Linked DNA regions of Mus musculus: all the other regions are linked to region 1. Evidence: chromatin loops called from intact Hi-C (ENCODE). Cell type or tissue: left cerebral cortex. All regions are shown on one strand. Each heading gives the region's core, and the rest is flanking DNA. Links, peaks and the distances in the headings are about the cores only.

Evidence for each region. A loop is a pair of places that touch in the nucleus more often than their neighbours do. Peaks named below come from ENCODE experiments on the same cell type or tissue, not always from the same donor. Only the 100,000 strongest peaks of a DNase experiment are listed, where the experiment ranks them.
Region 2: a loop joins it to region 1, with 4 times the contacts of the local background. A loop is called at or near these places in 25 of 42 quality-filtered maps.
Region 3: a loop joins it to region 1, with 4 times the contacts of the local background. A loop is called at or near these places in 5 of 42 quality-filtered maps.

What each region holds. Positions count from the first base shown.
Region 1 is chr5:73,376,504-73,382,488 of GRCm38, reverse strand. Gm34583 (a long non-coding RNA gene) reads right to left here. Exons shown (of 8, transcript XR_377017.2): 3 at 5,875-5,985; 4 at 4,457-4,562; 5 at 3,770-3,894; 6 at 2,727-2,925; 7 at 1,070-1,223. Among named protein-coding and RNA genes, the nearest start is that of Gm34583, 8.6 kb to the right of the region's middle. In left cerebral cortex, for the core only: a CTCF peak has its summit at 2,363 (motif pointing right); DNase peaks (open chromatin) are centred at 1,181, 1,434, 2,040 and 2,368; H3K4me3 peaks cover 792 bases; H3K27ac peaks cover 881 bases.
Region 2 is chr5:73,320,150-73,326,134 of GRCm38, reverse strand. It overlaps Ociad2 (OCIA domain containing 2), which reads left to right. Exons shown (of 7, transcript NM_026950.4): 7 at 2,288-3,937. The coding sequence ends at 2,369. Among named protein-coding and RNA genes, the nearest start is that of Ociad2, 16 kb to the left of the region's middle. In left cerebral cortex, for the core only: a CTCF peak has its summit at 3,276 (motif pointing left); no DNase peak of the experiment used is centred there.
Region 3 is chr5:73,067,803-73,073,787 of GRCm38, reverse strand. It overlaps Fryl (FRY like transcription coactivator), which reads left to right. Exons shown (of 63, transcript NM_028194.2): 41 at 867-1,052; 42 at 2,479-2,683; 43 at 3,784-3,905; 44 at 4,874-5,064. Among named protein-coding and RNA genes, the nearest start is that of Slc10a4, 64 kb to the right of the region's middle. In left cerebral cortex, for the core only: a CTCF peak has its summit at 2,235 (motif pointing right); a DNase peak (open chromatin) is centred at 2,288.

The DNA.
Region 1 (5,985 bases), core at 344-5,343:
AGGGACTCTAAGATGAATACTCTTCCCTGTTATACAGCTTCCCTTCTTATAGAGAGGTCATGATGCTTGCATCTAAGGAGAGCTTCGAAACTTCAAGGCAAACACTCATTCGCCGGCTCTGACACATAACCAAACTAAAAGCCAAAACCACGACAAGCGTGACTGTGTAATGGCAATGTGAAGGTAGCACCCCAGGTTCTGTATCCCTAGGACACAGAAAGGGCACAGGACCAATAATGAGAGCCAGTGTGTCCCCGGGGCTGGCTCTGTGCGGCCTGGGTCCCGCATTCCAGTTATGATGTCAAGTGATGCTATTTCCTGTGTGCAGATAAAGAAACTGGGTCACAGCTATTATGCAACTTACTGGTATTGTGCAGATCCTAAATGTCCCTCAAAGGTCAGCATGGTAAAAAGCCACTCATGGCACTGCTGGGAGGTGGGAAACTGGAGTCTGATGAGAGGAAATTAGGTTGCTGGTGTGTGCTGTTTAAGGGCGTGGGGAGGGTGTCTCTCTCTCTCTCTCTCTCTCTCTCTCTCTCTCTCTCTCTCTCTCTCTCCCTCCCTCCCTCCCTCCCTCCCCTTCTCCCTCTCCCTCTTCCTTTCCCTCCCTCCCTCTTCCCCAGCCTTCTTTCTCTGCCCTAACAATGAGGTGAGCAGTTTCGCTCTGCCATCTCCCTTCCCTCTGCTCCCATCTCTTCTGCCAGAGCACACCGCCTCATCAGAAGCTCAGAATCAACAGGCTTGGGCTGGTGAGCTGGTGACATCGATCAGTAAGGTGATCGCATGGAAATGTGAGGACCAGAGTTCACATTCAACAAGAAAGGGAGGCAGAGTACTGACTGCTTATAATCCTGGTACTGGGAAGCCGGAATGAGAAGATCCTGAGGCTTCGGAGTCACTGAAAAGCCTTGTTTCCGAAAATAAGGTGGAAAGGAAGGTACAGACACCCAAACCCACAGTCAGACAGACAGACAGACATGTGAGTACCCACACTCGCACGCACACACCAGACTAGACAAACCAATCATGGACTGAAACAAGCAAACAAGCAAAATAAACAAAATTAGACCTTTCCTCTATGCATGCTGTTTATTTTAGATGTCTGTCACAGGGCTGGAAACCTGAAGTCACGGTGTCAGTGACGTAGCCAAGCTCAGCATCATGTCTGTCACATAGCTGCCAAGCTATTCTGCCTTCTGCTACAAGCCCAGTCTGCTTTGCTCCTGTCAAGAGAGGGCATCACTCTAGAATAATCAGTAGGCTGTCACAAGAACACAAGCTTTGCGACAGTCTAGTCTTTAAGCAGTGGGAGAAGATGGGACTGTTTCCCCTGGCCCCACCCATTGGGAATGCTACACTGCCCCAGAGGAAAGAGAAAGAACTCTCTTCTCCCCGTTCTAGCAATGGATCGGGACAGCAGCCGGTGTTGGACCACTGAGGGTTCTTGGCACTTGTTCCTTGTGTTAGCCTCTGCTTGTCTAGCTCTCTGAGAACAGAGAGTACCTTCATTCCCGCCCACCAATCACCCATCCTCAGATCTTGCTGCGGCTTCCGCCCTGCAGGAAGCCTGTCTCAGGGAGGCTCCCAGGAGTAACCCATTAGCCACCTCCTCCTCTTTAGGCCTCATCCCTCTTACCTGGGTTTTATAGCGCTTCTCCTTCCCAACTATGCTTCCCTCTGTCTTCATCCTTCCTCGGCAGACTCCCCTTCCCCTTGTCTCTCTCCTCTTCTGGCTCACTCCTCTCTCTTTCTCATCGTTCTAGCCTCAGCTGTCCCCAGAGCCTGGAAAGTCTAGCACAGCGTTGTTCTAGTCTCTTCTTTACTTGGCTCATCTTTCCTGCACGTCGTCATGTACCTTGCTCTCTTGGATGTCCTCACCCACTAAGTCCAAAATCTCTTCTACTCACTCACTGCGTTCCCTTTGTGATTTGCCCGTCTTGGTGATGGCAATGCCATGCCCCAAAGCTGCATCATCTATACCCAGCAACTGTGAGATCAGCAAGGGGTGGAGACATTTCTTCCACCTTCCCCAATCTTACCCTGTTGGCTTGCATCCACCGCCAGTCTCCTACGTCAGCCTCACGGTCCTCTATATTAGCACACAGCAATACCTTTTATGGTCTTCCAGCCTTTTCTCCCCACTACCCCACCTACCCCCAACTTCCTCCCCATCACACTTTTCTTCCTAAAACCAGGACAGAGATGTCAGTCCCTGACTCTAAGATAGTAGGTGGATTCTCTGGGTGTGTACCATGTTCTGGCAATGATATAGTTTAAGAACTCCTAAGCCCTTATTGCTCCTAAATTCATCTCTGCCTATACATGCCCACTCTGTTCCTTTGCTCAGACTGAAAATTTTGGCCACACGGGGGCACTCTTATCCACAGCTAGACAGTGGAGAGACTGTGAGCCTCTTAGTGACTGGGCCTGTGGATCTGTAGCTTACTCTGCCCAAAACTATTTAATCTCCCTGTGCCTTGCTTCTTTGACCTGTGAAATAGCTACAACATCCTTTCCTGAAGGATGACAAGTGATCGAACGAATATTTATGGAGCATCTCTGCCAATGCAGGGAGCACTGCTCCCAATAAATATCAGTTCCTTCTGTGCGCTTACTTCCCCTTACTTTTTAAATGTGGCCCCTCGACTTCAGCAAAGCAACACTCTGGGTACTCAGCACTCAGTACTTGGCACTCAGTACTCAGAACCAGAACCATCATTTCTTACCTTTGTTCTGAATTTGTTTTCTCTTGTGGAGTGGAACATTGTCAAAGTAGACAAAGTAGTTAGGAGGCTGAAGCAGTGGATCGGGAGCTTCATGCTAGCCTGGGCTACACAGAGAGATTCTGTCAAAGGAAGAGAGAGCCGGATGGTGGTGTCTTCTGTATCTTTGCATCTTAGGCATCTCATTCTGTGCATAGATCCACTGAAGAGAAAACAACAACTGTGTTTACCTACTGATGCCGAGGCTCTCGGACTCTTAGTGTAGTCCCTGGAAATTAAGTGTCAATATGCATTGTGTTGAAGTATCCTGGGCATTTTCATATTGAACTGAATAATTGCTTACCCTGATACAATAAAACCTTTTAAGCCCATTCTCTTGTAGAGAAGGCAGCTTTGAAGCCCAGTCTTACATTTTGTAACATTTGTAAGGAGACCAGTTGGTGAAGTAGCTCACTAGGAAGTGGCCATTGTCTTGGCTTGTTCATTATTTTAACGAAGTTTTAAACTAAGGTGGTTAGCCTTGCTCGTTTCTCTTGAAGCATTCATTCCTGTTACTTTTTTCCTCTTTGTCTCCCCTTACTACAATGCAAATGTCCAAAAGTCTGACATCATGTCTGACTTACTGCTGTGTTACCAAAGCCTAAAGCAACATTTAATACTTGTTGACTAGGGGTTGGAGAGATGGCTCAGTGGTTAAAAGCAGTGACTACTCTTCAAGATGACCTGAGTTTAACTTCCAGCACCCACATAGTGCCTTACAACTATCTTTAATTCCAGTTCCAGGGAAATGGATGCCCTCTTCTGGTCTCTGAGGGCACCAGGCACTCACTCAGGGCACACATATACATGTAGACAAAACACCAAAACACATGAAATAAAATAATAACAAGTACATGTTGACTAAATGATGAATTTATGTATGCTGTCTTCTAATATTTAGTAGACTATGAGTCACAAAAAGTGTTGTGCTTCCCAGAATGTTTAAGAAACTAATGGAAATACTAGATGTTATAATATTTACTCATAGCTCCATTTGTATGACCCACCAGTGACCTGAGTTCTCATGTCACATGTCTGCTTGAGCTTCTGAGCCTTTGTCTACAGTTCTGCAGCCTTCCTGGACCCAGAGTCCACCTTCTCCTTCATTGCTTGAAGACATCGCCTCTTCCTACTGGGGAAAGCAGAGAACCTGACACAGCCCTTCTCAATGCCCCTTTCCTGTTTGGGTGTTCGCCATACTCAAAATTGCTGCCCCATTTCTCACACAGTTGGATGTCTGCACACTCTCCTTTCTAGAATTCTCTTCCAGCCTGTGCCTGAGTTGTAGCACAGATAACATTTCTCATGAAGCCTTCTTGACTCTATCCCTCATACAGCTTTCCTTGACCTCTTAGGTACAGTTTTTTTTTAAGGTGGTCCTAAAGGACAACAAGGCAGACCCTGTGCAAAGCATGAAGGGGGGGGGGGTTAATTGTGGGTTTGCTATCTTGAAGGAATGTCAGTCTGTGCTCAATTGTAAAGAAGTACTACTTGAGAGTGGTACCATTCTGTCTTAGACCATAAATGGCTGAAGAGCCACCTTTGTATCCCATGGGCCATCTTGAAGTTCTGTGGCCAAGAAAATTATGTTTTGGGGTTATTTAAGAATATTCTGGTTTTCTGTACTTGCTTGTATACACATACACACACACACACACACACACACACACACACACACACACATACACACTTACCTGACCTTCACATAGCATCTCCCCAAGGAAGCCTTCCACCTTCGTTCCCAGAATAAGGTCAGTTTCCCTGTGGCCAGTCAGCAGATGCAGACAAGAAAGCTCTGTGCTAAAAAAAGATTATTTTTTAAAGTTAGCCCAGAAGTGGGGGGAAGAAAGAGGTGAAGGCTGAGAGAGTTATGATGTATACTGAAACCTGGAGAGGGGAGAGCAGGATGGTGGGCATTTGCCACAAGGCCAGGGAGGGCGCTTCCAAAAGAATCGGTCAGCACGGCACCTGCCAGCCTCACCACAGAACAATCTAGGATTTTAGTGAAGGGAATGAGCTCGCAGGTCTCATGGATCTCGGTGTGGGGACCCCTAGAAACCTCTCACTACATGAAAGAAGCCAGCCACAGTTACCTCCATCTTGAAATTCTATTTCCAGTCAGCAAAATAGGCAGAGAGAAAAAAAAGTAGACTTGGATTGTGCTAGGGAATGGGCAGTAGCTTACCACATGTCTACACGCACACACACGTGCACACACACACACACACACACACACACACACACACACACACAGGTACATGAACACAGAGAGATCAAGGCTAACCTGGGCTGCTTAGTGAATCTGAGGTCAGTCTGGGTTATACAGAGAGAATTTGTCTCCCCCCCCAAAAAAAATTAATAAATAAGCAGAGATGTATACTTTAAGGTGCATTTTAGACTGTGTAAATTGCATCTCAATAGAGCTGTGTTCCTTTTGTGTTACTGTTCTGAGTTGGCACAAAGTGACAGGATCTTTATAAAGCTAGGAATTTGTAAAAGCACGGCTTATTTTCTCAAGGAATGCACAACTGATGAGATAAAGAGTAATCTATATGAAATGCTAAAGAATATGCAAGTTACCCCATGTGCAAGATGATAATTTACACCAAGAGAATGTCTCCATCCATGAGGAAACCACTCCTAACATTTTTAATATCATATAAAAACACTAGATGCAGTTTAAAAGTCCAAAATAGAAAGTGATTAAAGTGTGACAATCCATCTGTGTGGAAAGACACGTTGGTGAGAATTTGGAATAACATGGCGGAAATCATAGTGAAATTTTTGTATATGGTCCAAGAAGGCAGAAGAACGGGGCTACCAATATCATCAGGCATATCCATGTGCAAGCTCAGAATGCTCAGACTATTCATAGAGTTAGGGGGCACTCCAGGCTGAGCAGGAATTTAAGAAGTACAAAAGGCAGCTAAGGGCTGTGTAGTTCAGATGGCGGAGTGCTTGAACAAAGCCCTGGGTTCCATCCCCAGCAATGAACGCACAGCATGGTCACACATGCCTGTAACCCAGAACTCAGGAAGTGGATGCAAGTGACTCAAAAGTTCAAGGTCAGGCTGGAACGATAACTCAGTGGTAGAGCATTTGCCTAGCTTACGTGCTTCCAAGTCCTAGGTCCAATCCTCAGTCCTGGGCATCGGGAGAGGGGCGAGGCCGAGGTCATCTATGGCCATAGAGGGAGTTAGAGGGCAGTCTGGATTCCATGAGA
Region 2 (5,985 bases), core at 279-5,278, 56 kb after region 1:
CAGGAGAGCCAGGGCTACATAGTGAAGCCTTGTCTTGAAAACAAACAAACAAAAAGAAGTGAAGTGAGACTTTACTCACTATAATATGAAGCACATAAATAATTTTATTTCTTAAGGAAAAACTCTTTAACCCTCAAGCTTTGATTTATTACTATTCAACTTCAATAATTATCTATTATTTAACTTAATCACTACTAATCATGCTACTTAATGTGCATTTAATGAATACCTACCACATTCTAGGCCTTGTATAAACCTCTGAGGAATGCATTGCACAATTGCTCAACATTTAAACAGTCTTCCTTACTACAGAGCTTTTCAGAGCCTTTAATCTGTCTCTCTGCCTCTGACTCTCTCTCTCTCTCTCTCACACACACACCCACACACCCACATACACACACACATACATACACACACATTCACACACATACACACACACATACACTCACATAAACACACATACAAACACGCATACACACACAAACACACACACATACACACACATACAAACACACATACACACACACATACACACACATACAAACACACATACACACACAAACACACACACATACACACACATACAAACACACACACACACACACACACTACATGTCCTGATAAAAACAGTCTCTACAGGGACATACATAGTTGGACTGAAGTGTACAGCAAGTCCCCTGCTCCTGTGGACTTGAAATTGAAAGTCAGTACTACCACAATTTTCTTATACTCTCGTCTCTAGGTTCCTCATCTGTCTAAAATGACTAGAATAACTTCCCTGGGGTGTTGTGAGAAAGGAAAATAATTATTGATGACATTCAAACAAATATTACTTCTATTGTCCTGCCACAGAACTAGTTGGAAACACAGTCCTCTGAAGACCTCTCACTTGTCACAGTGGGCTGCATCTTTTATTTTAGAGACCACCTCGTGTAGCCCAGGCTGGCCCCAAACTTGCTCTGTAGCTCAAGGATGACCTTGATCTTCATTTCTGCCTCCCTGTCTCTCCTGAGTGCTCCCGTGACAGGTATACACCACCTCAGGCTGTTGTATGTGGTGCTGGGGGTTGAAAATAGGACCTTGTATACTCCAGAAAGCACCCACTGAGCCAGTCACGCTATGTTCTACTTGAAGGGCAGCAGCAGAAACAACGTGGGACTAGATGTCAAGGTCAAGTTGTCTTCCTGGTTGCCTGACTTTAGAATGCTACCGTCCCTGGTCTGGTAGACGTGGGTGGTCTCTAACCATCACCTCTACCCTGAGTTACACACAGTCCAGAGATTCTCTGAGAAGACACCGGCAGTCCTAGGAAGATGAGACTTCAACATCTGATTTGTTTGCAACCCCTGACCTTTCCCTTTATGGGTTGCAAGGCCAGCGGGGAAGCATTAGTGTTTACTGACAACTCCAGAGTGGCTCCATCCTGGCAAAGCTGTGTTTTGGAGTCACCTTACGGTGCACTTGGCCCAGGATTCTGATGTGTGTAGGGAAAATAAAGAAAGGCAGTGTCAGCAAAGGAGGCATTGTGATGACTCTTGGTTTTGGAACAATGATGAAACCTACATTTTTCCAGAAGCCATACTTTCTGTTTCAGCTTTGCATTCTATAGCTGTTTCACCCGCCCGCTTCTGGCATGAAAAGCCCCACCGGGGCTGGCACTGGTGTAAGGTAACCCAAGGCTTAGCCCTGTGTGAAAGGCCACTACCCTCTCACCTCAGAGGCAGTAATACACGGCCATTTGCTTTTCTAACAAAGTCAAGGTATAACAAGCTCCAATCAATGTTGCAGTCCAAGAGGCGGTGTGTACTTATTGCTACTTTTTAGGCAAAAGTCTCATCGAAAAACCCCCATAGGCCTCTTCCCAGCCTAGGTCCTGAGCTTTGAGACTACAGAAGTGAGCCACTCACCTGGAATACTTTGTGATTTATTTATTTTTTTGTTGTGGTAGGAATCACTCCAGTGATTCAAGGTCAAAGAGTCACTGTGTTTAGCTTTTGTGTGACTCCAAGCACAAATACAACCATCTGTTTCAACATAAACATTGAATGGTATTTGGATAATAGTAAACTAAGAAACTATTATCCCACTTTAAAAAAAAAAAGGTGAGCTAGTGAACTATAAAATCAGACATTTCTCTGCATTGCTTACTGTGGTAAGATGAGCACTTAGGAAGATAGGAGATGGAAGACACACAGACAGACACAGGCAGACAGACAGACAGGCAGACAGACACAAGAGTTCCAATTGTCAAAGTGTGAGTCACCATCTGTTTCTGCTTCTCTTCTAGGCACTGCCTGCTTACCTGTGAGGACTGTAAAACCAGGCGTGGATTAAGCGAGAAGGCAGGGTCACAACCATCTGCTTCCTAAACTGAGTCTGTGGTTTCCAACCGTTTTTAAACCTCTGACTTTGTACACATTTAAAATTTCAAGTGTACCTTAAAATAATATACTTCTATTGAAACAGAAACCTGTAATTCTCTCACCCCTTTGAAATGCTTGCTGTAGAAGACTCTCGATTGACATGAGCGTGGCATATTCTTGGCTTCCTTGGGAGCTATCACACACTACACAGGAAAGAAGTTACACCCTGCCTTGCTTAGAGCTTCCCGGGAGATCTTTGAATAATAGCTTCTGGGTCTTCTCGCCCACCCCCACCTCCCCCAGTTCGCTCACTCTCATTTAATTTTAATTTTCAGCATTTTAAGTTTTCTGGTAGAGAACAGGAATGAGTGATGTGGAAGTTGGTTGGGAAGTCAAGACCCATAGAAAACTCATTGTCTATGGAACTAGAAATTCAGGAAAGGTTGTGTTTTAGTATTGGACGTCCATTCTGAGGTCTAGAGATGAGTGAGATCTGTAACTGGAAAGCATTTCCTGTGAAAGTGTCACCGTGAAACTGTCACCGTTCAAACCTAGGTGACCCACAGTGTGGTCAATGTGACTTGGTGGCTCATCACAATGGTGGAGCTATAAAAGTGACCATCATCTATCCATAGGTGACCTGCTTGGCCCATGGATCCATTCTCATGGTCAGCACTCAACAGTGGGTTCTTTTACCCATTATTAGTGGCCTCAAATAAAAAAAAGACAACTTCTTAACTTGGTCCCCCAGACAACAGCTTCCTGGAAGGAACACTGTAGGACTGAATTAATTAAAAAAATGAGAAACCCTGGGGCTGGAGAGATGGCTCAGCACTGACTGCTCTTCCAGAGGTTCTGAGTTCAATTCCCAACAACCACATGGTGGCTCACAACCATCTGTAATGAGATCTGATGCCCTCTTCTGGTGTGTCTGAAGAGAGCAACAGTGTACTCACATAAAATAAATAAATCTAATAAAATAAAATAAAAAAGAGAAACTCTGGGAACCTCTGGGATCCGAGGCAGCCAATACAGTGGTGTAAGTTGGATTCCTCCTCCAGCTAAGTCTAGTCATGGGAAGTTTGGTCCTCCCTTTTGAGAACCCTTTGCTTAATTTAAGTTAGCTGAGCACTGTGTGAAAGCTGTCCTTGCATCTTTGCAGCCTCTCAGGAAAATGCTTTGTCTACACATCACCATTTAAATATGGGGTATGTGGGGTGTGTGTATGTGGGGGGAGTGTCTGTGTGTGTGTGTGTGTGTGTGTGTGAGTGCGTGTGAGCACGTGTGTGCATGTGAGCACGTGTGTGAGCGTGTGTGTGCGCGCGCGTGTGTGTGCGTGTGAGCGCGTGTGCACGTGCTTTTACTCAGCACATCTGCAAGCCTAAAGCATGGAGGTAAAAAGGGAAATTTCACTAGAGGTGAAATTTCATTTGATGTGAGATATTTCATTTTGAACATCAAAAATATTTTTGTGTGAACACTGAACGAATTTGCCTGCGTTGATTTTTATATGACATGCCCTGTTTGACAGTCAATAAAATTCTATTTCTGAAAAATCACAAGGCAGAGCCAATACGCTGGCTTTTTCTTCTTTTGTTGTGTTGCAAGTGGAATTCAGGACTTTGTAAGTGCTAGACAAGTGTAGGAGGCACAACGGTCCCCGTGCTCCCAGGTAAGCACATGGAATGTTAATCATACATGGTTGTTCCATCAAAGGGAGGGAAACATACCATTATTTACCCAGAAGGCTGGGGACTGACACAGTTAATAATAGTCTAGTGACCTTTGCACTATGAGGCTAAGACCACACCAGATCCTCCCCCAGGTCCTTATCAAGGGGTTATTTTTTTTTTTTTTTTGCAGCCTATATATAGAACCCATCTATATGTAAGGTGTCACATGTAGTTAATCTATAGAATCCATGTTTATGCACGTGTAGTTTACAAAGAATTTCAATATAGTCACTTCTGATCTTTCTTTGGCTTCCTTTGTTCCTCAAGGAGATTTGTGTACACTTTATAGTGCACAAGTGATTGAGTTATCGCCAGGAACATTTTCATCAAATTGCGCTGTACTTAAATATATCTAAGACAAACTATGAAAGGCCAGACTCCCAAAGTTTGAACCAACACTGAACTTAGTTGTGTTGAACCAAACTACCTTCTCTTCCGTGGATGTTACTCTGCTGGCTGTGGTGGTGGCAGAGACATCTTCCTCACACACACTGCAGACAAGTGCTCTACAATAAACTACATCCCAGACCCTATTCTGGCTTCTCGAATACAGTTTAACTTTTGACTCTGACGAATAGAAGTTAGTGATTAAGATTACGCAGCTCTTGACATCAATTTAGCATTCAACACAGTCCCTTCCTCCATGACAGAAAGGTCCCTCTCAGGAAACAGTCAGTCAGTTACCAATCAGTCTCTGGCTACCAGGAAAAGAAGTGTCACCACCATCAAATAGAAACTCTTAAAAATTGTTGTCATCTTTATATTTCTCATTTAAACTGAGTTTATTGTTTGGGCTGTCTACTTTTTCCTTAGTGGATAATTTGTTCTTTGAGATGCTTAACAATGGTGATCTGTCTTGTAGAGGAATTTTAATGCAGCAATTGGCTGCTCCGGGAAGGGATCGCCTCCAAAGATGATCTAGGTCTATGTGATCTGGCTGGAATAACACACCTTCAATCCTTCTGGCTAGAATATAGACACATCCTTAGTACATACTCTATAACAATGACAGTAAAGTTAGTTGGTAGAAAGAAGTACCCATTTTGAAAGTGACTTCTACGGCTGGAGAGATGGCTCAGTGGTTAAGAGCACTGACTGCTCTTCCAGAGGTCCTGAGTTCAATTCCCAGCAACCACATGATGGTTCACAACCATCTGTAATGGAACCTATGCCCTCTTCTGGCGTGTCTGAAGATAGCTACAGTTCACTCACATACATAAAATAAATAAATCTTTTTTTTAAAAAGTGACATCTAATTGAGGGGCAGATGAAGTAACAAATCAGAGAAAGATTCTACAGAACGAGTTAAAGATATGCCCAATTCTCATGAGGGTAGGAAAAAGAGGTGACTTAGAGAGAGAGAAGTTGAATGCAGTGCAGTGGAGTTGAGTTTGTGCAATTCAGTGCAGGTTAGCAAAGGCAGTTGAAGCCACAAAGAGCCAGAAGATTAGAATATATTGCCAGAGTTAGTTTAAGAACAAGCAGAGCAGCCAGGCGGTGGTGGCACCCACCTTTACTCCCAGCACTTGGGAGGCAGAAGCAGGCAGATTTCTGAGTTCGAAGCCAGCCTGGTCTACAGAGTAAGTTCCAAGACAGCCAGGACTATACAGAGAAACCGTGATTCGAAAAACCAAAACCAAACAAACAAACAAGCAGAGCAGTGGAGCTACACAGAGAAACCCTGTCTCACAAACAAACAAACAAACAAACAACAACAAAGAACAAGCCAAGCAATTCCATGAGAAGCCCGTTTGAATCAGCTTGGAGAAGAGTTTGAGCTGGAACAGCTGAGTTGAACCAGCCACCAGAGTTCAGAAAGAACTAGAACAGAAGAGCTTGTTCAGCAGTGAGTGACCACAATTACATTTGGTAAATAAAAGCTACATTTA
Region 3 (5,985 bases), core at 279-5,278, 310 kb after region 1:
AGATCAGTGGTTCTCAACCTGTAGGTTGCAACCTCTTTGGGGGTTGGCGTGGGGCCAGATGTCCCTTTCGTAGGGATTGCATGTTAGATATCCTGCATATCAGATATTTACATTGTGACCCATAGAAAAATTACAGAAGTAGCAATGAAATAACATTTTGGTTGGGGTCCCCACAGCAGGAGGAACTGTATTAAAGGGGGCAGCATTAGGAAGGTTGAGGACCCCTGTTCTAAGAGGTTTTGAAGTATTGGGCATGAAACAAATGTAAAAGTTGACTTGAGAGCCAGGCAGATCTCTGTGAGTTCCAGGCTAGCCAGGTTATGAGGTGAGACCCTGTTTCAAAAAGACAAAAAAACAAAACAAAAAATAAAAAACAAAGAAAAACAAAAAAAAAAATAGTTAGCCCAATTCTCCCTAGGTATACTGTGGGCAGGTGGCCATTATAGCTGTGTGTGGGAACTTACGGCCCATTTAGAACTAAGCTGTGTAATACATAATATGGCATGACATCTCTTACATACTGTGAGCTCTCCTATCCATGGTATCTCCATGCCTGGGCTGAACACATCACAGCTTGCACACTCTCTGGGTGTGTACTCGACATACACAGACTGTTTCCCTTGTGTGTGTGTGTCTCATTGATCCCGAAAGAGTTCTGTGACCATTCCTGAGGTAGTATCCCCATTCTGATCTCAGTCATGCAGATTTGATTTGGAGTTTCCAGAGGGCGTGGGGGTCACACACTCACGCGGCACCATTGCACGTCAGGAAGCTGTGTGCAGCCAGTGGGCCCACTTCGTCATATGGGTTTTGCGACAAGCACACGGCCCTCCTAGCCGACGCTGCTTCTGTCCTGTCCTCTCCAGGGTTTGATCACTGCCACCCTGAGGTGTACGAGCACTGCAAGCGCCTGCTGCTGCACTTACTGATAGTGATGGGACCCAACAGTGACATCCGGACTGTCGCCTCTGTCCTCCTCAGGGACAAGGAATTCAATGAGCCCAGGGTGTTGACAGTCAAGCAGACGGCACACTCAGATTACACGTTCACAGGTACCGACTTGGAACGCCTTCGGGTTGGAGCCCTGCGGGAGTGAGAAGTCAGCCAAGGAGAGGTTGAACTGCGTAAACATTTCAGATGCAGTTGTATCATTTCAAGTAGCGTCTGAATCATTCATAACCAACCAAAGAATGCGTTGCAACGTGTCGTCACGTCTCCTGCTTCTAAGGCTGCCTAGCAAACAGACTTTAGGGTGGGAATATATAAGTTGAAGAAGAAGCAAAAAGTGCTTAATTTGAGACTTGTATGATGACAATTATTTCATAGTGTTCTGTGTCTGTGTTAAAGTCTGTTTTCTTGATCCTCAGAGTCCACTCACACCAATTATTATTATATTGTTATTATTATTATTCCACTCTGACTACTACAACAGTTTACAAAATAATGGCTTATTTTTTAGGAATCAAAGTACCTTTGCCTTTTTATCTACTCACATGGCAGACACAGCACTGATAACATTTTTAAACTGGCTAAAAGGCAGACTAAGGACCAGGTCCTTGGGGTAAAGAAAAAGGAAAAAACAAACAAACAACAAAAAAAAACCAATGGCAGCAAATTGTCCTTGGCCTACACACTCACACACCATACTCACATTCACACACACACACTCTCACACATCTACCTACCTACATGTGCACTTCCACCACTCCCGCAGCAGACACAAAATTAAACTAAAAAAATGTAACTTAAAAAAATTTTAAAAGCAAAAATAGAACAAGCCCTCCTGGTTTTATATGAAAGCAATTTCACTCAACATCCCAGAGCGTAATGCTTTCTAAATGTCCTTTTGCCATTTTGTGAGGCTTTAAACTTTAACAGTGTTGCCGGGCATGGTGGCGCACACCTTTAATCCCAGCACTCGGGAGGCAGAGGCAGACGGATTTCTGAGTTCGAGGCCAGCCTGGTCTACAAAGTGAGTTCCAGGACAGCCAGGGCAATACAGAGAAACCCTGTCTCAAAAAACCAAAAAAAAAAAACTTTAACAGTGTTTAGCAATTGGCTTGATATAAATATTAAATAAAAACTAAAACACAGTCTTGAAAGTAAAATGGAGCCAAGACTATAGCTTTTTTTCCTATGAAGTTGAAAATTAGTTCACATTACAGAAATGTAGCTCGCTTTAATAAAGGTGAAAACACCCCAATTGCTAGGACTTTGCCGCTGTCCGTGGTCTCCGGCAGGTGGCAGCAGAGGACCGCTCAGTGAGTGCAGCTGAACTTTAATAACTAGCTGCAAACAGCAGCATCTACCCTTAAAGCCCTGCTGTAGCTGCCGCGCCGTTGAATGAATCATGGCCGCTCCTCCGCCCACGCCCTCCTGTATCCCATGCTGTCTATGAGTAGCAACGCACAGTGCCGGTTTTATGCACACTCCCATAGTCCTGTTGTGCGTGTGTTCACGGTTGGCTTTCTCTCTCAGCAGGCATTAACGATTTTACACCCGATTACCAGCCGTCCCCTATGACCGACTCAGGGCTTAGCTCCAGTTCTACCTCCTCTAGTATCAGCTTAGGAAACAACAGCGCTGCCATTTCACACCTCCACACCACCCTCCTCGGCGAGGTGGACCTCTCAGTGGAGCAGGATGGAAAAGTCAAAACCCTCATGGAGTTCATTACCTCAAGGTAACCGGGCGGCTCTCTCCATCCCAGCATCCCCAACATCCCATGGCATCCCCAGCATCCCTGGGGCCGAGCTAGCTTCGCTTCTGTCAAATGGCACAAGCCAGGTTTAGATTTTTCTGAAACCCTGTACTTTGAAACACACAAGTTTTTATTGTACTTATACATATTGTATATATATATATATATGACTTTTGAAAAAAAATACATATGGTATGTATATGACTAGATGCCAGAGATAACACTGTTATATGGAGTCATAATAGTCTAGTCAGTCAACCAGCAAATACTTTTTTAGGGCCTGCTGCATTCCATAATAGATAAATAGATGCCCTATGGTGAGAGCCAAAACTTCTTTACCACTGCCAAACTCACCGTTTTCTCAAAGTCCTGATGGGTAATGCCCAGAAAAGTGATTTCTACACAGTGCTAGAGAACCTGCAAAAATTCACACTGCAGAGCCTTGAAAACCAGGCCCATGGTTATAAATTATATTTAAAAAAAAATAAAAGTGTTGGCTGGAGAGTTGGCTCCGCAGTGGCCGAGGATACAGGGTTTGCTCACAGCCCTCTGCTAACTCCAGTCCCTGGGGATCTGACTTCCTCTTCCAACCTCAAAGGGCCACAGGGATGGCATGTCTTGCATATATACACATGCCTGTGCAACACACATAAAACAATAAATAACCATTTTATATGGGTTTTGCCTGTGCGTATGTCCCTCTGATATCTACCCAGAAATTGGGAGGTTAGTTTTTGTGGGAGATCAAGTCACGAAATTATGAAATGTAATTAGGGACTAGGAAAAATGACACTGAAGGAAACTACACAGGAATCCTAAATTTTAAATTTCCCTTTTCTATAAGCAGTCCTCTCATCGGGCTAGTCTGTCACCTTCTTTGGCCATCTCTGAGCTCCAGTCCTGTCTCCCAACATTTGCTGTGGGCCCATCCTTGTCCATGTGCTTAAATAATAGGAGTAGGTTGTAGCCCGTGATCTGATGAGTTCAGCCATCTCCCACGTGTCAAGGCGAAGTAGGGGCAGCTAAGGGCAAGAGCTTATGCCAACTCTAGACAAATGAATGTCGCTGTCCCCTGTTTTCAGAAAACGAGGGCCCCTTTGGAACCATGAGGACGTTTCTTCCAAGAACCCTAGCATCAAGAGTGCTGATCAGCTCGCCACGTTCCTGAAGCACGTGGTTTCCGTCTTCAAGCAGTCAAATGCAGGTACCGTCTTTGATGAATACACCACGCCACATTTGATCTCCATACAATGTCTGTATGGCTGTGAGGCCCAGCTAGAAGATTGGAAACTAATATTCTCCTATGTACACATTTTAAGAAAGATTTTCTTGTTTAGTATGTGAATGGTAACAGATGTATTGGTAAAGAAAAACTAGTAGTTAAAAATAAGATTTCTACCCATGGCATAGTCACATGGCTGACTGTAAAATTGTATAATACAATTTAGAGTTATGAAAAATGACATTAAAGCAGTGGTTTTCAGACTTTCTGATACTGCAACCCTTTAATTCAGTTCCTCATGTTTAGTGACCTCAACCATAAAATTATTTCTATTGCTACTTCATAACTGTTGCTTTGCTACTATTGTGACTCATAAATACCTGGTATGCAAGATATCTAATATGTGACCCCCAAAGTGGTCATAACTCACAGATTGAGAATCGCTGCCTCAAAGGGAAATATACAGCAATTATACATTTTAAAATCCTTTGTATGTAAGTCAAGTTTTCTGCAATTTAAAATTTACCACATTCTGACAGTCTTGGGAAAAGCAGCATTCTATGCAGACATGGCACTTGCCTGCTAGGAATAGGTTCTGCTCCTCCTTACCTTTGGCAGTGCCTAGAGTCATTTTTGTCCTCATTGTATAGTTGGCAAAGTAACTAGGGTGTTACTAAATACTATTCACTACCTAGGAAGGACATCCCTCTTTACAGTAAACTACCTGTTCCCAACTGTCAGCATGTCCGAGGGTGAGACCTAAGACATCCTGGTCCCCAGGATCCCTTCCCTGGAGATCAGAACAAAGATCTCTCCCCAGTGCAAACACAGTGCAATCACTGTACATAATTAAACTGTGCTCTGCAGGGCACTGGTGGTAACATGATTAGCGTCTGGCTACAAGTCTCCGAGTTGTACACAGGCACCCATGGTCTCCCGTGTCTTCTCAGAAGGAATACACTTGGAGCGTCATCTCAGCGAGGTGGCCCTGCAGACGGCCCTTTCGTGTTCTTCCCGACACTATGCTGGGCGATCCTTCCAGATTTTCAGGGCACTGAAGCAGCCCCTGTCTGCAGACACACTCTCCGATGTCCTCTCCCGGCTGGTGGAGACTGTAGGGGACCCCGGAGAGGATGCACAGGTAAGGTGCTTTACTCCCTCCTTTTGGGCAGTTATCAGCTGCTCCTAGGAGTGAAGGATTCACCCTCTGCAGCCAGATCCACACAACAGCTAGTTAATTACTGATGTCAGTCAGCAGCAGGCCTAGCAGTAGGAAGCAGAGTGAAGCCTCCTGCGGACTCTTTAAGAACCTATTTAGATCCTAATTTACGCCTATTAGAAAAAGCTTTTTCAACACATACATCTGCACCCTACCTAGATCTCACTCCATTGTCACAGAGGTAGGAGTGTTAGAATGTTACATTTCAATGGGAAGAGAGACAGAGTTTCATTTTTAAAGATAAGTAAGGTATGACACTGGAGAACTCTTTTGTTTGTTCAGCTGGCCCAGTGGGTTGTTTGATTTTTGACATTGGATCTTCAGTGACAAACCAGACAAGGTCTTGGCTTTCTGGAAATTGTAGAAAGAAGGGTTTAATCTACCAGCAACAGCCCACACAGTCTTACTTAATAGTAAATGCCATGAAGTACCAAGGTATTGATTTTAAGAGCCATGGAGAAGGGAGATCCAACCCACACACAATTACCTAAGTGATGATCTCTAAGGAGAGGCTGAAGGGAGCCAGGTCCTGTGAATATCTAGGTTGAGAACATCTCAGAGAGAAAACCAGGAGTCAGAAGCACAAAGGCCCTGTGGCACGAACAATAAGTCTTTGAAAAACTAGCAAACACTGAGAGGCAGGGGCCAGACATAACCAGTTCAGAAGGCAGAAGCCCGTATAGACTCGACATCTCACTTAGTGGAAGCCTCTCCAAGGTTTTGAGAAGAGAAAAGAAAGTATATGTGATATGATTGGCTTTATTATTTTGGAGGAGGGGTGGCCTCTCGGAGCTGTCTAGGTGGCCTCCTTTGCAGGAGTTGAGGGGCCAGGTAGAGTTGGAG